Regions from separate parts of the Homo sapiens genome. Here region 1 is linked to region 2. Evidence: read pairs that join two places in POLR2A ChIA-PET (ENCODE). Cell type or tissue: B cell. All regions are shown on one strand.

Region 1 (8,000 bases), 140 kb after region 2:
TTAGCTTTTTTGTTTGTTTTTGGAGACAGGGTCTTGTCTCATATCAAAATAAGAAGTTGTCCACTTCTGGAGTGCAGTGGCACAGTCATGGCTCTAAGCAGCCTCGACCTCCTGGGCTCAAGCCATCCTTCTGCCTCAACCTCTCCAATAGCTAGACCTACAGGCGCAGGCAACCACACCCAGCAATTTTTTTTTTTTTTTTTGGTAGAGAAGGAGTCTTGCTGTGTTCCCCAGGCTGGTCTTGAAGTCCTGGGCTCATGCAATTCTCATGCCATCTTGGCCTCCCAAAGTGCTGGGATGACAGGCATGAGCCAACATGCCTTAGTTTTTACATAGATTTTGGCTGAAAGATTCTCCTGATCTTGCATGTTGAGTATGAAGATGGAAAGGAAGCTGTGAGAACTAAATATGACAGAATCTTGTGCTGGATTGGCTGTATATAGAGAGAAGAACATGGCCACTAGACTGTGAGGCTGGTAGAGTGTGGTGTGATGATCAGGAATGGAGAACGAGTGGGATGTGTACTCAGAAGGATGTATTTGCCCTAAAGGAATCTTTGAAGGATCAGCAGCAATGTGATTCAGGTATATCTAGCCGCGCTTGGTTGTGCCGTCTATAGTCCATCTCTGTGGAGGCTGACACGGTGGAATCCTTGACACCTGGAGTTTGAGGCTGCAGTGAGACATGATTGTGCCTCAGCACTGCTGCCTTGGCAATTAAGTGGCACTTTGTCTCAAAAAAAAAAAAAAAACAATGGTGATATGGGACTCTTAATTTGTGACTTTGGTCTTGCGTGGCTTAAAATTTTTTTTTTTAAATGACAAATAATAATTGTACATATTTATGGGTCACATGATGATTTTGTGATACATGTAAGTGATCAGATGAGGGTAATCAGCATATCTCATCTCAAACATTTATAATTTCTTAGTGTTGGGAACATTCAACATCCTCCTTCTGGGTGTTGCTAACTGTAGGCATCCTACAGTGGGATATAACACTAGAACTTATTCCTCCTATCTAACCATAATTTGGTATCCTTTTCTAAATATGCATGGCTTTTAAACGTAATTGGAGCCAGGTGTGTTTTTTGAGACAGAGTCTCACTCTGTCGCCCAGGCTGGAGTGCAACAGCGCGATCTTGGCTCACTGCAACCTCTGCATCCTGAGTTCAAGTGATTCTCCTGCCTCAGCCTCCCGAGTAGCTGGGATTACAGGCGCCCACCACTACGCCTGGCTAATTTTTGTATTTTTAGTAGAGACGGGGTTTCACCATGTTAGGCTGATCTCGAACTCCTGACCTCAGGTGATCTGCCTGCCTCGGCCTCCCAAAGTGCTGGGATTACAGGCATGAGTCACCATGCCCGGCGAAGCCAGGTTCTTTAAAGAGTAACTATGACTTAACTAGTTTGGCTACTTTTGGGAAAGGAATTTTGATGTCTAAAATTGCTGTCGGCATTTTGCTTAGTAAATAATGAAATAATAGTTTCTGCCTCCACCAGTCCACCAATCCCGTTTCATTAGGATGTCTGAAGATTGCTCTGTTGATTATGGAATTTAGTTATGCAGGTCTTTACTATGGCGCAATTGTGACTGTTGTGTTTAGTTCTCAAAGGTAGAGAAGGAGAGAAACCCATCAGGGAATGTCTCAGTGATTCTGTGTAGAGAGGAATATGTGTGTTTGTGCTACATGTACTTGTGCGTGCACTATCTTATAACATTATATTTTCTGAGGTTCTGGGAAACCTGGAGAGTCTTTTAGTTGCGGAGGCATGCTTATTTATTGTTCAAATAAATGCCATCTAGAGAAAACATTACCAAGTAAGTACCTGGCTTTGAAGTTTCAGGATTCCAGACAGAAGAGAATCATCTTTTCATAGATAAAATTTACTTCTTTTAGATGTCAAATACAAAAAAGGCTTAAATAATTAAAGCCTAGGAGATGTTTAAAACAAATTTAAAAAAATGCTCTGAACCTTTGGAAATGAATTTCATATATGAGCTAGGCAATAAAAATAGGCTTTGTTATTTGTTTTTCTGTTCGTATACAATATTGTACTGTTTTGCTATTTCTTTTATACTTTTTTTAGATCTGAGGTATTAAAAATGAGTCATCCTAGCTTTAAAATACCATTTTTTTTTCCCGGGAGGATAAGTGTGTTTACCTGATCTGACTCTACAAACCCCAAATGACAGATGATGCTTATTATAGCTTCATGACCCTGAAAATCTGATGGATTTGGTGGCCTTAGATAGCATCTTTTCTATCTAGGATATCTAGATAGCATCAAGATAGGTAGTTTCTTGAGCTAATTAAAACCTGTATTTCAGTGTGTACAAAGGTTACATAGTGATCCCTGTTGTTGTGGTACTTTAATAATTTTATTTCCATTTTAATTTAAGAAAAACAGGATGTTAAGCTTTTTTTTTTTTTTTTTTTTACAATCATAAAAGTAGTTCCTGTTCATCTTGGGAATATTGGCAGAAGAAAGGTAAAGAAGTAGGCAAAAGAATGCATTCAAAATAGCATCTCCACCATCTCCCAGAGACGACCGCTGTTAATTACCTTGTTTGTGACTATTTTACTGAGCATTCTGTGTGCATGTATAATACATATTTTTCCTGAAATGATATTGCATTATACTTTCGTTTTTGCAGTCTGATTTTCCTACTTAACACTGTCACAAAAATGCCTGTCATTTCATTTTAATAGCTTATGTTCCATTTGGTGAATGTCTCATAATTTATCTAATTCCTGATGCACATTTAGAGAGATTTCCACCTTTTTGATATCCACTGCTAATGACGCATATCCTTAGTTAAATCTTCACCTTGTTGAAGCCCTTTCAGGCAAAGTTGACAGTTGGGAATGCGATTAACCTTCTTACACCTGCATCCTAATTCTGTTCTTTTTTCGTGCTGATTCCAAAGCAAACATAGCTTGTCACATCCCCAAGCCTCTAGTGTTCACCATAAAGAGCTCAGTCAGCCCATCACCCTTGGGTGACAGCGAGCACTGTGAGGGGTAAAGAAGGCAGTCTTTAATATGCTCATTATTTATAGGGAAGAAAGTCTGGCTGCAGAAATAATGAAGGAAGCAAATCAAACACCTGGAAGTGATGTTTGTTGCTAAGGATCCAGGTCTTTTTTTTTTTTTTTTTTCCCTTCTCCAGTCCTCAATTATTACCTTTAATATTCTCGGCACTTCTTTGGGATTTGGAAGAGAATAAATCGTGAGGCCAAGGGAAAGACAGCGAGTGGAGTTCTTTAAACCTTGTTTGTTATCTGTTAATGACAGTGAGAAATCTTTGAGATGGGGAGGAAAAACCCTATACTATTAATACTGGGATTAGTATAGATATGTAAACACCCAGCTAGTCATTCTGAGGTTAAAAGCTTTAGAAATCTAAAACAAATTTGTTTTAAGACACTACCAGCTAAGTCTGCAAGGCTCTTTCATTTCCTATTTAATATTGTGACCTAAAATTTCTACAGGAAAGGAGGATGGGATGAATAGTGCAGCCGGCCCGAGGTATTTGCCCGCAGTGTATTTATCTTTAAATAGCTGCTTTGAAGGGGTCCACATGTCTCTTGCCAGAGGCATAATTAGTATCTTTCACTGGCACACGCGGGGAAGAGGGTTTTGCGCTTGCTGCATGCAGTGATTCGTACCATCGCCGTATTCCCTGTCACCACTCTGGTTATTCTTAATGAGTTCTGTCGTCTCCTCTTTGTTCTGACTATGATTATTAACAGATTAAAAAGAGCTTAATGTAGCAGAGCACTGGCAGGTTAAATGATTCTCTTATTTACATTTTCCTCTTTACGGGGCACTGCAAACAAGGGGATTCCCAAAGGGGACTCCTGAAGCATGCAAACCTACATACACAGTTCATTCCTATGACCGTGGGCATCACAGTTCAGCGTCACGGCTCGGCACAGTGAAGAGAGTGTTATTATGGGGAGTTCCTCGTAAATATCCTTACTGTCAGCCGTTGTGAAGCAATGCTGTCTTGTTTTGGAACTGCCTGCCTTTTGTTTCTTCTGTCTTACAGAATCTTTAGTGATCAGCTGTCATTCAGTTGCTAATTAATTCAGCAAACCTTTATTAAACTCTTTTTGTATGCTAGACACCTAGAAAACAGATTAGACACAGGAAAGCAGTATTGGTGGTGGGTGAAATTGAGGATATAACAATAAATGCGTGAAAATGCTGGGATAGAAGTGTGTACCCATTAAAGCAGGAAGGGAGAGGCCCTGGGATGGCTGCAAAGGAATGCTGACATTTGCTGCGGGTCTCCGCGTTACAGTGCATTAGGAATCTTTGCAGAAAGAGGATAGTGCTGGGAAGGGGTTCTGCAGAAGCAACTGCCAAGGCATGGATTGATGTTGGAGGTCCTGGAGTTAAAGCAAGAAAGTTAGGATAAGCCTCAGATTCTGCATGCCCTGGGCTAGTTACTGGAGTATCCCTTGGCGTTCTTCAAGTCAGGGGTGACATCATAATACACCTATGAGGTTAGGAAGATGTTACTGGCAGCTCTGCAGAAAATCGATTGAGGCTGCAGGGAGTTCTTTCTAGGGGCATTGGCAGAAGGCTGGCATGTCTTGGGCAGATGATTTAAATATTTCTCAGCCTGAGCTTCCTCATCTGCGAAATGGATATTCTAGAGTCTATAGCACATAGTTGTTGCAGAGCTAATGGGTATGAAATAGCCCAGAATTGATACCTGAGGCGATCATCCACATATAGGCATCCTTTGATAACTCAGAGGACTGATTTATGGACCTCCTTTTGATACCAAAATTCATGGATACTCAAGTCCATTATGTAACATGGCACATGGTATTTGCATGTATGCACATCCTCCTGTATACTTTAAATCATCTCTTGATTACTTATAATACCTAATACAATGTAAATGCTGTGTAAATTTGTTAGATAATATTGTTTAGAGAATAATTACAAGGAAAAAAAGAGTCTGTATGTGTTCAGTAGAGATGCAACCGTCCCTTTTTTTACCTGAATGTTTTTGATCGACAGTTGGTTGATTCCATGGGTGCAGAAGTGTCTGATACAGAGGTCCAACTGTACATTTATTTACCATTTTTTCCAGTGAATTGAGGCAGAGGTAGTGGAGAGGAAGATTATTAGATTTTGGATTTAGGTGGAACTGTCTAAAAGACCAGCTGAATCGGCCACAGGTAATAGAAGAGACAGCCAACCTGTGGTGTTTTTTCTAAAGAGCGTTGCTGGCCTCATTGGCAAGGAACACATATTTTGATGTGGTCCTAGCCTTGAGTATTGAGGACTAGGATTTCTAAGTAGGGCAAATGCAAAAGCCTGGGGTGATTTAGAGGTCACAGAATGAAAGGGGATTAACCTGCCAGAAAGCAATTAAGTAATCCCCCAATTGCAAGGAACACTATGGTGCTAATAATGAGCTTCCTTGAGCAAAATGGGAATACTTTACATTATGTAAACTCTTTGGGGAGGAAATCACACTGTCTCCAGTGGTACACAACTTTTTTTGAGGGTCTCTGGGAGTTGTTGCATCTTAGTTTTTGAGAGCAGCAGTAGTGAAAGTGTATGTTTGAGAACGGTGTCATCACTGCCTAGGGGCTTTCAGTGGCCTTAACGTTCTGCATATGCTTGGTTTTCTCCTAGAGTCAGTTACCTGTTTCATTTGTTGGGATAGTTTATCAGTTAATAATGAAGAAATCTGAAACCCTGAAATTTTTGAGGTCTGAGGAGGGGAAGGATGGATCACTTTTATTGGCCCTGTGACGTTGATCAGATGTTATTAATAAGACTGTAGGTCATTTTGCTGTGAGGATTCTCCCTGCTACAGGCCAGCTGGCCTCTGACCATGTTGTGCCCTCCCTGAAGATAAGGCAGGCTTCCTTTTTGCTGCCAGTGAGTACTGGCACAGATTCAGTAGTACTTCTCAGAGTCATCTCTGGCCTTCTCCTTACTTTCTAGAGAGTCCTTGAGTCTTTCTGAAATCCACTTAGAGAACATGGAAATAAGACTTTAAGTATGGCAGTGCTGTTTTGTTGGCCAAGCACCTTGCTGACTGAAGGGGTTTCATTTATAGCACTAAAGTCCCTGGTGTCTGTGTCCCGCAGGGAAGTTGAGTATTCAGCTTCTCCATTGGGAACTGAGGAAGGCCTCACATGATTCGCACAAAGACTGTTGTCTGTAGTGGCTGTTAGAATGCTCATTTTGTTGTTGTTGTTGTTGTTGTTGTTGTTTTGTTTTTTGAGACGAAGTCTCCCACCCTGTGTCACCCAGGCTGGAGTGCAGTGGCGTGATCTCGGCTCACTGCAACCTCCGCCTCCCATGTTCAAGGTATTCTCCTGTCTCAGCATCCTGAGTAGTTGGGAATACAGACGTGCCCCACCACACCCAGCTAATTTTTGTATTTTTAGTAGAGACGGGGTTTCACCATGTTGACCAGACTGGTCTTGAACTCCTGACCTCAGGGTATCTGCCCACCTTGGCCTCCCAAAGTGCTGGGATTACAGGCGTGAGCCACTGCACCCAGCCAGAATGTTCACTTTCTTACTGGTTTCTTCTTCTCCACTTGAGATAATACCGTGATGGCTTGAGCACCATCATGGCTGCTGCTATGTGGTATGATTTCTATATTCAGTGAGATGAAGCGAACCATAGATAGACCTTGTGGCATTTGACTGGGTGTGTATTTGAATGTGTTTTAAATTGCCAGTGCAGACAACAATATAGGAAGGGTTGTAAGGGGAACGTTACAGTTTTCAATGACAAAGATGCTAGATTAGCGTGGGAATAGGAGATTGGGAGGGAAGGTGGTATGATAACCATTGTATTCTCCTTGTGAAGTCCCACATGTTAATTGCACTTGCAGATAGAATACTACCCTAATGTCGGGAATTTCCTATTTGTGGGATTAGATAGGCACACCTGGGTGCTTGTTTGCACTAGTTCTTGAGAGCTGTAATCCAGGAGGAGGAGGGAGGGTTGCTGAAGGAAAGACTGGCCATGCATCTAGGAGGTCATTGCGTCATCCCTCCTTGTTCCTTAACAAAGACCAAAGGTTCAGCTTATTCTAACCATTGAGTTCATTTTGCATTTTCATCCCCTGTCTCCCAGATTCTGGTCACCAACCAATCTAGTTACTTTCCTATTTGGGAAAGAAGATATGCTGTCACCTATGGAAAGAATGACAGTATGATTTTATACCTATGAGCATAATAATATCACCTTACTGTGAGTCACTCAGCTTGCTTTTGCCTATGTTTGGAGCCATAAAAATGTTTCGACTGAAGACATTATGCTCTGTATACAGTTGAGTAACCTCGAGTCTCATGGCAAGTAAGCATCTCCCAGAGCCATGGCCTCATCCTGGAGTCTTGGATCCCATGTAGAGTCCCTTCAGTGATGGTATCTTTTTTTTTTTTTGGAAATACCTATTTAAAAAGAAGTACATTCCCAAGATGAGCATGATTGGATAGGCACCTCCGTATTCAGTAAGGAATAGGGATTCCCTTTGTGTTTTGCTCATGCTATTGAGGGCTGCTTCCCTATCTCTGCTACACAAATCCCTCTTCATACCAGAAAGGACATTAAGTGAACGTTTTACATTCATTTTAATTTTAACCATTACCTTTCCTTTAGGGCAATTGATAGTAATTTTGTCTTGATACAATGGAGATAAATTATTTAAGACATGAATGCAAGTCACCTTACAGATAATAATAGCACATGGAGCATCTGGATCTGGCAAATACTTTTAGGATGGTAGGCAAATGAATGCGAATTGGGAAATTCTGTTTTAATTTCTTCCCTAATAAGTTGTAAAGTCAGACCAGGAATGGGCAGAGATTGGCACTGGACATGTTATATTTGTCCCAAAGTCTTTTAGGGAAGTTTGTGTTTACATGTTGTGCATGCATGAACATGTGAGATGAATGTAGACAGCTGCCCTGTTTGAGTCTCTGGTGCTTTGAACAGTGCTGATACA
Region 2 (8,000 bases):
CTGGGAAAGTGCGTTAATGAAGCAAGCAAGTCCTGTAGTGTGTGCTAACTGGGCCCAGTGTGCCGTCCATACGTTGAGTACGTTCATTAGTGATTTCAGACATGAGTTTCTCAGGGCTCCCAAATTTATGGAAGAAGTAAGTGATGACTTCCAAATTCTTTGTCTTCAGATTGATTTAAAGTGACTGAGGGCATAAGCTGGAACCAAGATTAGAAAGAACACAGTTTACACGAGTCCTGCTTCCTTTTTTTTTTCATCCCGTGAATGTTATCTTCAGTATTTTCTCAACTAATACGAAAAGTACCACTGAAGTGGGGTCTGCTGGCTTGAAAACATGTGTGAAATACAGATTCTATGGGTTTTTTTTGACATGGAGTCTCACTCTTGCCAAGGCTGGAGTGCAGTGGCACGATCTCTGCTCACTGCAACCTCTGTCTGCCTTCCGGGTTCAAGCGATTCTCCTGCCTCAGCCTCCCTAGTAGCTGGGACTACAGGCACACGTATTTTTAGTAGAGACAGGGTTTTTGAACTCCTGAACTCAAGTGGTCTGTCCACCTCGGCCACCCAAAGTGTTGGCGTTACGGACATGAGCCACCATACCCGGCCAGATTCTATGCTTCTGTCTCAGATTCAGTTGCTACCCTACAGAGGTGGCCAGTTAGGAGTGTTTCATAATGAAGATTATGTCTTTAATCATTGTGAGGTTTGTGGCTGAGGACAGTAGTCCTTATGCTTGTGCTGGTTAGAAGTAAAGAAATTTTGGACTGTTCTTGCTATTTTTTTTGAGATGGAGTCTCTCTCTGTCGCCCAGGCAGGAGTGCATTGGTTTGATCTCAGCTCACTGCAACCTCTGCCTCCCAGATTGCTGGGATTACAGGCACCCACCACCATGCCCAGCTAATTTTTATATTTTTAGTAGAGACGGGGTTTCACCATGTTGGCCAGGCTGGTCTTGAACCCCTGACCTCAGATGATCCTCCTGCCTTTGCCTCCTGAGTGCTGGGATTACAGGCAAGAGCCAGTGCACCTGGCCCACTGCTATTGTTTTTAACACAGCTTTGAAAGCAGTATGATTTGGTTAATAGGATGGCTACAGCCAGACACCCTGGGTTTGAATCTCAGCTCTCTATGGAATGACCTTGGGCAAGTCATTTAGCCAGCCTGTGCTTCAAGTTGCTTGTGTAAAATGGGGATAATAGTACCTTTGTTATAGAGTTGCTGTGGGGTTTCAATGAGTGTACTTTTGGTCTAGAATGAATCTTTTGTAGACAGTCTTGAGTATAATGGGTTGTGATTTTGTGCTTCTTGTCCCATCAGTTATTTATAATTAGCAATGGTACTTTGTTGCATGTACTTAATTTGATTTTATCTATTTAGCAGTAGAATTTTTTTTCATCAGAAATAATTTCTTCCTGTCCCTCTGTGAAATCCCCTTGAGAAAGGGGTAAGAAATAGCTCTGAGGACCAGTTGAAAAATAATCGATCTGAAACACAACAGACAATATTAACATGTCAGTTTTTTCTGTTTTGCAGGAAAATGCAAGTCTCATTTAGGATAATAGTTTGATTTCCTGAGGTGGTTATGGTTATGGTTTTGTGTAACTGAGAGTCATTTAAAGGTGATGCATAGGTTTGCAGGTAGAAATACAGTTTTGTTTGAAATCTGGGGTGTTCAACCGACATTGTGGTAAGAGTAATTTCCCCCAAAACTCCCTAGGAAATTTTTACCTTTTACTTCAGTAGACCTGGAGTCTTGCCTCTTGAACTGAAAGTGAGGTTGAACTTCATCCGTAAAGGTGAGTTTTCCCCAAAGGTACCTGAATGCTTGCCGTGTAACTGATGGGTCCATAGTCCACTGCCAGAAGGTACCCTCTTGCGTCTCGGAGGTGCTGGTTCTGAAGTATCTTTTTTGAGTTTTAGTTGGAGTTTCTCTTGTTGAGAATTTTGAATCTCAGAAAATGCCATGGCTGCGTGGGTGTTTGTTTTAGCTCCACACCCTTCATCTTCAGGGTGGATGCACCCTTGGGTGGCGTTGCACACAGCTGGCGCGTGGAGAGCCGATCCCTCCAGGGTTTGTTTCTTTAATACCAGACCCGCTCCCACAAAACTGGTGTATTTAGGCGTCCCCTCTTCTCCTGTGTTTGTTGCTGGCCAGCAGTGCCTGCAAGTTCCAGCAGATGAGGTGAGGATGGACAGTGAGGTAGAGGCTAGTCTGTTTGCCTGGGTTCACTGAAGTTGCTAGGTTTTGAGTTTGCTCCAGATTAGTGAATATATCAGCTGTGAGAATAAGAGTGATTAAAGCATGGTGGCGCATGCCTGTAGTCCCAGCTACTGGGGAGGCTGAGGCAGGAGAATCACTTGAAACCTGGAGGCGGAGGTTACAGTGAATCGAGAACCCTGCCACTGCACTGCAGCCTGGGTTACAAGAGCAAAACTCCGTTTCCAAAAAAAAAAAGATTAAACAAATAGGACTTCTCCATTTGTATTTAAACTTCAAAGAGAAAGCTGAACTCCAAGGCCCAGCTGGAGGACACGTGGATCCAGCCAGCATGTTAGATGTAGGCAATTGGAGAAGGACAGGGAGACAGCAGTGAGGTGCAGGGGGATGAGGCACATAGTTGTCTACATGAAACAGGCAGATCTTTGTTTTCGTATACCTAGAATAGTTTCCATGTCCAGCAAGAACTTCCAGGTTTTTGTTGTTTTTTGTTTATGCTTTGGTGGTGGTGGTGGTTGCTACCACCTGGAGAAAAGCTGCCTTTGCAGCCCCACAACTGTGCAGTTGCTGTGAGTGAGCAGGCTGGGAACCACATGCTCTTGTTCTGACATTCACTGGAGGCACCCCCCTCCCCTTTCCTTACAAGGCATCTCAGAGGATTGTCATTTGAGGCAGGCCGGATTCACTGGTGTGACTGTTTCAGGACTGGCTTGTCTCATTAAAAAACATTTTTTGGATCAGAAACAATGAGGGGTGGGAAAGGCAACAAAAGCCTCTTGAGATTCCCGGATTGCTCAGGATGTTATAAACAGTAAGTGCTGCTTTTGATCTTGGAGGGTGGTGTGGGGTAGGCGAGAAAGGGGGTGGTGGTTATTGGGAAGAGGGCTGGAGCCAGACAGCCATAATGGCTTGTCCAAAGGCTGCTGTGAATCCCAGTGGCAAAGAGCTCTGCACTTCCCGCTAATTTCTGTTTTCTTTACTGTGGCTGGCTTTATTAAAAGGACATAAGGAAGCAGCCTAGACATTCAGTCCAATCAGTTTTCTAGGGTAGCAGATGAAAAATAAAATTGGGCCTTTTGTATTTACATAGAAAGTAAGTAGGGTGGCTAGCTTTTATGGCTTATTCACTTTCTTGCAGGGAGAGAGGATGCTGTCTGTCTGTCTCTCATATGTATATAACATGCTTGGAATGCTATAAGTTATCAAAGATTCATTAGATGAGCACAGATCTTTCATTCTGTCTTGAAACATGGCAAGGTTTGAAGTTGGTGGACCAATGAGAAGCTGTGCTGCCTTGAACAATAATTTTAAAAGAGTTGCTCTGACAGCATATCTTTTGTAACTTTTTCCTCTCTGTGGTTCTGCAGTAGCCATTTTGTGTCTGAGTGACATGGAATTTCTGTGTTGCTTTTTTCTTTTTTTTGGAGACAGAGTTTCCCTCAAGCCAGTTGCCCAGGATGGAGTCCAGTGGTGTGATCTCAGCTCATTGCAACCTCTGCCTCCCGTGTTCAAGCGATTCTTGTGCCCCAGTCTCCTGAGTAGCTGGGAGCACAAGTGTGCGCAACTGTGCCCTGCCAATTTTTTTGTGTATGTGTTTTTAGTAGAGACGGGGTTTCACCATGTTTGCCAGGCTGGTCTTGAACTCCTGTCCTCAAGTGATCCACCTGCTTCATGGCAGGTGAGCCACTGCATCCGGTCTGTCCATAGTTTCTGGAACACAATTAGAAGTGAGATCTGTGTTTGAGGGAGAAGCAGGAAAAGTTTAACCTGAGGATGGCCCTTTAACTTTATATGATGAAAAACTACCTAATCAATGGTTGCAGATTATGTAAATTAAAATAGTGGTGGGTACTTCTTAAACAAATTATGCAAATTTGATGCAGTCATCAAGGCTTCTTGCTTCACTGCATCATTTACCTTTTGATTTCAGAGAAGTTCAGCCCCTTGACTCTTTCCTTATTCGAACTGGAGCTAAGCACTGAGATATTTCAGCCATACGCTTGTTAGGGAGTGTATCTATGTAAATACAAGTAATTTTAAGTAGACAAGGCTATATTAGTAGAACCTGATTACTTTTATCTTGCTGGTTTCTTCCATTGTTTTATTAGTATGTTTCAAATATTTACCATGGTGAGCCGATCAGCTTCTGATCTATGTGGATCAGTATCCAACAAAAACTGACTAGAAGAGACTGTGGTTGTGGATGCTTGTGAAGAGAATGGAAAATGTATTACAGTGTTAATGTCCTCTACAATTCCAGTGACTTAGTATTCAGTTAAGACACAGGTAAGGTGTTGGTTATAAGCCGGTAATTCAAGTTAGGTTAACTCTGTTTCTTTTCCATCATAACCAGTTGAAAAGAGGAAGACTTTACATTTAATTAGGTAGTTCGTAGAATGTAAGTGTGAGAATAGAAAAATATATTTAAGAAACTCAGTCATTGTTCTTTACACAAATTAGAGTGGATTGGTAGCTTTGGGGGATTTAAGTGGGTTGAAGTAGAAGGTGAAATGATGACTGTTAATTATCAAAAACCATACATAAATGTGATTTGTAGTTTATTTTGAAACCTACTGTAGTTTAAATTCATCTGGTATTCATTACAATGCAGTTCTTAAAGAAGATGAAACTGTATAGCTAATGACCCAAATGTTTCCTTCTTATCTAATCAGGGATCCTTCTTTAGTAGCTAGATTAGATGTTATTCAGAAAGGATAATATAGGAAATAATTACTGTATTTCATTTGTGGAGTTAAGCATATGGCCTCTAATTCATTTTCATATGCAATATATGTAAATTAGAGACCAATCTATATTATTTTCAGCCATGGCCATGCAAGAATATGATTCATTCTCTCTCTCTCTCTGTGTGTGTGTGTGTGTGTGTGTGTGTGTGTTAGTTAAACTTGCATGTGAAGTATGACTTGCAGTTTGTAGTAATTTTGTGATGCTGGTACATTTTCTCATCTTGTTTGGGAGTTTTATGAAATGTTAGAATTCAAATTTGGGGATGGGAGGCGGTGTATCATATGAATGATTTCATTATTACAAGTAGTATTTTGCAGTAGTTAGTATGTTGTGAGCAGATTGAAAATGCCAGGAACTTAAAAGAATTTTTGGAAGAAAATAACTAGATCTGTGCAAGAATTCAACAGTCTGATTACTCAGTGTTATCAATTACAAAACACCTGGCCCTGTGCCATGATATATATACTATATATCAGTATAATCAGTATAATCATACACCTTCTTGTGGGGATAAAGGGAATGAAGGGAATGTCATTTTTTTACATCACAAAGAAAAATCATGAAATTATTAATAGTTGTGAGTTGTCCACTCTGTAACTAAGGCTAACTATGAACTAATGAACTCACATGTAGTATTAATTACGGCACATATTTCATTAATGGGAACCTGCAATTCAAATTATGTTTGAGCAGGAAATATTTAACAATTTTGTAAACCTTTTTGATTGGGCCTTGAAACATGGTTTGTAGCTTTTTATTACTTCTGCTCTGTTTCTTAAATGTGGGTGGCAGTGAAATCAAGATCTCTATTCAGAACCAAAGACTGACTGTCAGGGGGTTTATCTACTTCGTAACTTGTCATTAGAAAACATGATTTCCTTCAGCTTCTCCTCGTATTTACAAGCCAATTGCTTGACTCTTCTTTGGGTCAGTGGCTAAGTAAGTTAACAAGAACAAACAACAGAAATGCTTTCTTTGAAGATATGAGACTTCAATAATAGAGTGTGAGTTAGAATAGCAATCTAATTTTATAATTGGAAGAATTCTTGTTTTTTTTTTTTTTTTTTTTTTTTTTTGAGATGGAGTCTCACTTTGTCGCCCAGGTTGGAGTGCAGCGGTGTGATCTCGGCTCACTGCAAACTTCGCCTTCCGGGTTCAAGCAATTCTCCTGCCTTAGCCTCCCAAGTAGCTGGGATTACACTGCCCAGCACTACGCCCAGCTAATTTTTTGTATTTTTACTAGAGACGGGGTTTCACCATGTTGGCCAGGCTGGCCTCAAACTCCTGACTTCGTTGTTCGCCTGCCTCCCAAAGTGCTGTAATTACAGGCATGAGCTACCGCGCCCGGCCTGGAAGAAGTATTAGATTTAGTGTCTAGTGGTTAATGGGAGAATGGGAAATCTGCATAGCTCCTGTTTGGTAGCATGAAAAACACATAATTGTAATTTCAAATATCCAAACAGGCATGTAGAATCATAGGGTCATTTGTTGAAGCTTAGTTTTCAAGGAGCAGTAAGAGTGAGGAAAAGGTGCACAGGCTTCTGTGCTTCTGATTCTGAGACTTGGTTAGAGGGCACTTGCCAGGCATGGTGACACACTCCTGTAGTCCTAGCTACGCAAGCCATATTCACTATTATCACTCTCTGGACCAATTATTGATTTGCAAGTTCCTGTGAAATGTTTTATCACCCAGTGTGTTTTGTCTGTGTACAGGAAGCACTGGATACACTGGCTAGGTGTGTGCTTTTAAGTAACATTCTTCTCTGATTCCTTTCCTTCAAAGTGGGAGATACTGGTAGCATCTACCTACCCTGCAAGGATTTAATGAGTTTTAATGACATGAGAAATGCTTAGATTTCAGGGATTTGACTAAACCCAAATACCTGGGCCATATTTTTAGCCAGGAGCCAGGGAATATTTGCACTAAGCCACTGGCTGACCCAAAACTTCTCTCTTTAAGTCATTTAGCCAAACAGCAAATTAGGGAGCCAGCAGCTCATTTTGGGGGTGATGTTTTGTATGAGAAGTTGGTGAACCCTGGGGGTAGCAGTAGGGGAGATTTCAGCATAGAGAAGAGGGGATAGTTGATTTCCTAAACCACTTCCAAATTATGTCTTCAAACAAAATAAAACTTTCCCCTTGATTTCCAAATTCCAGAATATTAGGCATAACCATAATATAAACATAACAGCATACTCTTAAACCAGAGAGAAAAATTCCAAGCTGTTCTGAATTATCTGGTTCATTTGAGATTGGACTGTATGCAATTTGGTCGTAGCAGCAGGCTCATTCTAGCAAATGCTAAGGTAGCAAACACCAGGACTGTAGGTTACTTTTCCTCACAACATTCTGGTTGTAGGTTTCCTGACACATTCATTCTGGCTGTTTTTCTTTTGCACTCTGTGGTACGAAACCTCTTAGCTCTGTGTGGGTGGTGGGCTTTTGCTTGCCAGGCAGGCAGGCACAGCCTGGTTTCCCAAATGCATTTCTCCCTGATTGCCTTCTCTATCCATTAAGCATATCTGAACTGTGTAGGATTAGCTGTGTCTTGTTCTTTCCTTTTCTTTCTTACAATCACAGGAATGAGCCAGGTGTGTGTGTGTGACTCACCCTAGCCCAGCCTGGGTGTGCTACAGCACCGGGAAATCCTGCCCTCTTGGCCTAGCGTCTTCATAGATATGTGGCTTGGCCTTCTCTCTTTGGTGCTTTTCCCTTGACAGCAAACTTGTCGTCTTTTGTCTTGAACTTTATTGCTCAGAGACCACCCTACTGCTGTCCTTTTACTTCAGATCTTCAAATTCAGTCACATACTGAGGTACTAGGGGTTTGGACTTAAGCATAAGACTTTTTAGGGGACACAAGGCAACCTGTAACATTTCTTAACATTGCCTTCCAAAGAAAATTCCTTTTGTTGGGTGTGGTGGCTCACACCTGTAATCCCTGCACTTTGGGAGGCCGAAGCAGGCAGATCGCAACATGGTGAGATTCTCTCTTTACTCAAAATACAAAAATTAGCCGGGTGTGGTGGTGTGCG

The links. Peaks named below come from ENCODE experiments on the same cell type or tissue, not always from the same donor. Only the 100,000 strongest peaks of a DNase experiment are listed, where the experiment ranks them.
Region 1: POLR2A ChIA-PET joins it to region 2 with 12 read pairs; 2 of 35 experiments call an interaction of 5 or more read pairs at or near these places.

What each region holds. Positions count from the first base shown.
Region 1 is chr6:15,454,458-15,462,457 of GRCh38, forward strand. All of the region lies in intron 4 of JARID2 (jumonji and AT-rich interaction domain containing 2), which reads left to right. Among named protein-coding and RNA genes, the nearest start is that of DTNBP1-AS1, 88 kb to the right of the region's middle. RefSeq lists an enhancer at 6,516-7,173. In B cell, no CTCF peak of the experiment used is centred here; a DNase peak (open chromatin) is centred at 3,914; H3K4me3 peaks cover 687 bases; H3K27ac peaks cover 2,450 bases.
Region 2 is chr6:15,315,769-15,323,768 of GRCh38, forward strand. The region is part of intron 1 of JARID2 (jumonji and AT-rich interaction domain containing 2); the gene reads left to right. Among named protein-coding and RNA genes, the nearest start is that of JARID2-AS1, 71 kb to the left of the region's middle. RefSeq lists enhancers at 2,040-2,129, 7,651-7,700. In B cell, no CTCF peak of the experiment used is centred here; no DNase peak of the experiment used is centred here.